2 separate regions of the Homo sapiens genome follow, and region 2 is linked to region 1. A link is an interaction called in ENCODE POLR2A ChIA-PET data of the cell type or tissue named here. Cell type or tissue: OCI-LY7. All regions are shown on one strand.

The links. ChIA-PET counts read pairs that join two places held together with the same protein. Peaks named below come from ENCODE experiments on the same cell type or tissue, not always from the same donor. Only the 100,000 strongest peaks of a DNase experiment are listed, where the experiment ranks them.
Region 2: POLR2A ChIA-PET joins it to region 1 with 9 read pairs; 2 of 35 experiments call an interaction of 5 or more read pairs at or near these places.

What each region holds. Positions count from the first base shown.
Region 1 is chr19:5,949,021-5,951,520 of GRCh38, reverse strand. RANBP3 (RAN binding protein 3) reads left to right here. Exons shown (of 17, transcript NM_007322.3): 3 at 1-128. Among named protein-coding and RNA genes, the nearest start is that of RANBP3, 28 kb to the left of the region's middle. In OCI-LY7, no CTCF peak of the experiment used is centred here; DNase peaks (open chromatin) are centred at 630 and 1,530; H3K4me3 peaks cover 2,324 bases; H3K27ac peaks cover 2,500 bases.
Region 2 is chr19:6,265,534-6,268,033 of GRCh38, reverse strand. All of the region lies in intron 2 of MLLT1 (MLLT1 super elongation complex subunit), which reads left to right. Among named protein-coding and RNA genes, the nearest start is that of MLLT1, 13 kb to the left of the region's middle. In OCI-LY7, no CTCF peak of the experiment used is centred here; no DNase peak of the experiment used is centred here.

The DNA of each region.
Region 1 (2,500 bases):
CGGGTCACCCCGAGTCAGCTGGCGAGCATGCCCTAGAACCTCCTGCCCCTGCTGGCGCCTCAGCCAGCACTCCTCCGCCTCCCGCTCCTGAAGCCCAGCTTCCTCCTTTTCCGCGAGAACTGGCAGGGGTAAGTCCACACCTACCCGGCACTCCTACCGCCCAGGGGGAGCCCAACCCAGACCAGCCACTTTCCCTTCGGGTCCCTCAGATCCTGGCCCTAGCTAATTGTAAGCAGCTAATGGTAACTTAAAAGATGACAAGGATTTCTTCCAGCTCGCTTTAATTCATGCTGCTGAAAAGTCAGGGAAGATCGAATCCCCTTTTAGCCTTTTCTAAATTGCCGTGGGAATATATACCCACAGCAAGAGGTGAATCCTGTTTCCCAAAAAAGACACGAGGGGTCAGGAGGAATTGAGTCATGTGAAGTAGAACCTTCCAAACCTAATTTGACCCCTTCACCCTCCTTCCATTTTTCCTTCTTGTTTCCCTGAATGCGGGCATTCAAGTTTAGCGTCTTAGAAACCCAAGAAGCTAAGGCTTCCTTTGATATCTAGGAAGAGGCACTCTCCAACACAGATTGCTTTGCAAGACTGATTGTGTTTGGACTGTGGTTAAGGCAGTGAACTGATTGTCTTCAATCAAAGCAGGAAGAAGAAAAGACTCTTCCTTTGAACCCAGAAGGAATCCCCTGAGCCCTTTATCTTTGTATTAAGAAGCCTTTTGAAGATTATAGGTGGAGAAGATTGTGAACTCTCAAGAACAAGAAATGTCTTGGGTTTTTGAAGTTTGATAAATTGGGAAAGGTAAACATTATCCTACATTCAGGATTGAAAACTCCATCCTGTAGGTAACTCATGACAGAAGACCCCTATTCTCAGGACAGGGAAAAAGGACTCTTAACAAGAAAAGAAGGGACCCAGCTCTACCGCCTGAGCACCAGGCAGCCTTCCAGGCTGGTACGGTCCCAAACCTTATCCCGGACCTCAGCGTTCTTTCTAGCACACAACAGTCCCCGGTTTTTAAGGAAACTGTTAACATTCAGCTACAGCCACCAAACCTCAGGACACTTAGGAAGCACTGTTCAGCCAGGGGTGGGTTGGAGTCCTGTGTTAACATTTTGGAGGAGTCAGTGTGTGATGGAAAAAGAAGCAACAGTCTTTACTTGTGCCATAGGCTATGGGTGTGGGGGAGGTAACGGCAGTAGTGGCCTTCGTGGCACAAAAGTGGGTTTGGGGTAGTGAGACACGGGAGCCGCGGGAAGGAGTCCAGCCAGGAGGCACTTGACCCACAGTGCACTGGGAGTACAGCCCTCCCATGAGCGCACGTGACTGCCGCCAGAGCAAGAATTAGGAGGTGGCTGCGTCCTTCTTTTGTTGGCAGAGTGGCTGCCGGAAACTTCTCCTGAGTCAGGTATGGTGAGTTACTGCACCTCTGGTCTTTGAGAGCACAGGAAATGGTGTTCTCAGGTTTCCGTCTTCAGCTGTCTGGGAACAGATGGTCTTTAGGGTCCCCCCCAGAGGCCTTCTGCAGGTGCCTGGGTTTGAAAAATGCAGCCCACATAGGACTCTCCAGCTGCAGAGGTGACAGGTTCTAGAATGAGAGTAGCAAACAAGTGCATCACAGAGTTTTTGTGACAGCAGGTGCTCTTCAAGAGCACACGCGCTGTTCTGTGCCCTGCGTACTTCTCACAGAGGCCCATGTTGGAGTGTCTGGAGGGGCCTCACCTCGTCCACATGTTCATCTCTTTGGCCTGGCCAGCCCAGGTAGATCTCAGCATCCTGATTCTCATGGACTTTGGGTCTGAGGCTCTGATCCTGAGAAATTCAAGCAGTCCCCCACACTGGCAGGTGGAAGGTGAAGCTGTATGGCAGGGAGCCTTGGGATGAGCTTGTGGGCACCGTGGGAGAGCCAGGATTGGAGGCTGCATAGAGCAGTATGTAAATGTTCCAATGTAGCTCTGGTGGCCATGTGCATAACATGCACCTTGTAGTTTTAGCACTCGTAACTTTTGGACACCCACTTTCAGGAGCCCCAGGAGAGCCATTGTCAAGCCCCTTGTGACAGCTCTGAGCTGACCAGGGCTCTTCCCTCAGGCTGTCTGCAGAGAACACCCTGACTGGTTGCTAAGGGCTCCTGTTAATTGGCTTTCTCTACTAATCGGGCCTGCTCAGAGCAAAGTAAACTTTATTTTAGGTTAGTTAGGCCATAGATCAAGTCAGATGGAACCCGATGCCAACTGCTTCTTGGCCTGAGCCTTTTTCGTGTGTGTGAACTCAGACCGTTTTCGTTTGCATCAGAAGAAATTTGGGTCTCACTCTGTATCACACTGGTGTTCAGGAAACCACCCCCATGTTACCCGGCAGGTCTCATCCGTCACATCTAGTCTGTTCACTTTATTCCATGGTCCCTGGGGGGAATATAAAGCTGAGAGTTCTTGATGATAAACAGTGGTGCGCTGAATTGTTACTTGTAAAGGGCCCTTACCATCTTTTAGTCTCG
Region 2 (2,500 bases), 320 kb before region 1:
TGTCCATCCCTCTCCCCACCCCAAGTCAGAGGTTTCTGTCAGTTTTGTTTGCTGCTACATGTTCGGTGCCTGCAGGGATACAGTAGGTGCTTACTAAGTGTTTGATGACTGGATGGACCCTTGCACCTGGTCAGCTTTTGTTAGTGTTTTCTGACTCTCCACTGAGGAGGGCAAGGCCACCAGTACCCTGTCTCTTTTTGACCCTGCTGCACCCCTCTTTTTGAGGCTACAATGGACGTTGTTAAGCTTATTGACGAAGACCAAGACCTTCGCTCCCCGATTATAGATTGACTGTAAGAGTTGGGAACTAGCAGTAGGCGGCGTTGACATGTTTGACGCTGTCACCATCAGGCTGGTTGGGACGGCAGGACTTCATTCAGCTTCTGTTTCCCATGTCCTGAACTCTGGGCCACTCCAGAGAGAAGGCTCAAAGTCAGGTCTGTGTGAAACGGGTTCTTTTTGGTCATTTTTGGTTAAAATTTGGCCCTATTTTAGCTTGCTTCACATTTGGTCTGTGGCTTTTGGAATACCCCCTTACTTCTCCTTTTTGCATTGTGTCTTTAGCATACCTTCATTTTCCCCCCATTCTCTCAGTCATTTCATTTATTCTGTGGAATTTTTTTTTTTTTTTAATTTTTTGGCCGGGTGCGGTGGTTCATGCCAGCACTTTGGGAGGCCGAGACGGGTGGATCACCTGAGGTCAAGAATTCAAGACCAGCCTGGCCAATATGCTGAAACTCGGTCTCTACTAAAAATACAAAAAAATTAGCCGGCTGTGGTGGCGCATGCCTTTAGTCCCAGCTACTCGGGAAGCTGAGGCAGGAGAATCGCTTGAACCCAGGATGCAGAGGTTGCAGTGAGCCGAGATCATGCCAGTGCACTCCGGCCTGGGCGACAGAGCGAAACTATGTCTCAAAAAAAAAAATTCTTTTAGAGATGGGGGTGTCGCTGTGTTGCCCAGACTGAACTCCAACTCCTTGGGCTCAAGCAGTCCTCCCGCCTCTGCTTCAGGAGTAGCTGAGTTTACAGGTGTCAGCCGCCTTACCTGGCTTTCTGGCTTGTTTGTAAAGTCCTCTGAGTGTTTCATGCTGGTTCTCTGTGCCTTCCTTCTCTAATCACAACGGACTCTTATCCAGCCACCCCTTTAGCCACTACCCTGGGCCTTTTCTCTCCTGTTCTCCTGAGGTTTGTTTATCGGCCTGTGTTTTGGTTTATTTTCTTGTTTTGGTAGAGCAGTGTCTCAAGTAATATTCCAAGAGATTACTTCAGACATTTCTGGCTGGGCGCAGTGGCTCATGCCTGTAATCCCAGAACTTTGGGAGGCTGAGGCAGGCGGATCACCTGAGATCAGGAGTTCAAGACCAGTCTGGCCAACATGGTGAAACCCCATCTCTACTAAAATTACAAAAAGTTAGCCAGGGGCAGTGAGGATGCCTGTAATCCCAGCTACTCGGGAGGCCGAGGCAGGAAAATCGCTTGAACCTGGGAGGCAGAGGTTGCAGTGAGCTGAGGTCGTACCACTGCACTCCAGCCTGGGTGACAGAGAGAAACTCTGTCTCAAAAAAACAAACAAACAAAAAAAATTTATAAGACGTGGGCAGTAAACCCTTTGAGTCCTAGCATGTTTGAAAATGCCATTATTCTCTTCTCACAGTAGAATGGTTGGTTGGGTGTAGTTTTGTGGTTTGGGAATTACAGGTCAAGAATCCCTAAGCTGAAAATCCGAAATCCAAAACTTTTTTTTTTTTTTTTTTTTTGGAGACAGAATCTCATTCTGCCACCCAGACTGGAGTGCAGTGTTGTGATCACAGCTTACTGCAGCCTTGACCTTTGGGCTGAAGCAGTCCTCCTGCCTCAGCCTCCCAAGTAGCTGAGACTACTGGCCCGCCACCATACCCAGCTAACTTTTTTATTTTTTGCAGAGACGGGATTTCACCATGTTGCCCAAGTTGGTCTTGAACTCTTGGGCTTAAAATCTTCCCGCCTTGGCCTCCCAAAATGCTGGGATTACCGGCGTGAGCCACCATGCCCGGCTTAAGATCCAAAACTTTTTTTGAAACAGAGTCTCACTCTGTCGCCCAGGCTGGAGTGCAGTGGCGCGTTCTCGGCTCACTGCAACCTCCGCCTCCCGGGTTCAAGCGATTCTCCTGCCTCAGCCTCCTGAGTAGCTAGGACTACAAGCCCCCACCACCACCCTTGGCTAATTTTTGTATTTTTAGTAGAGACAGGGTTTCACCATGTTGGTCAGGATGGCCTCAATCTGTTAACCTCGTGATCCGCCTGCTGCAGCCTCCCAAAGTGCTGAGATTACAGGCATGAGCCATTGCACCTGGCCAAGATCCAAAACTTTTGTTGTTGTTGTTGAAACAGAGTTTCACTCTTGTTGCCCAGGCTGGAGTGCAATGGCGCGATCTTGGCTCACTGCAACCTCCGCCTCCCAGGTTCAAGCTATTCCCCTGCCTCAGCCTCCCGAGTAGCTGGGATTACAGGCGTGCACCAC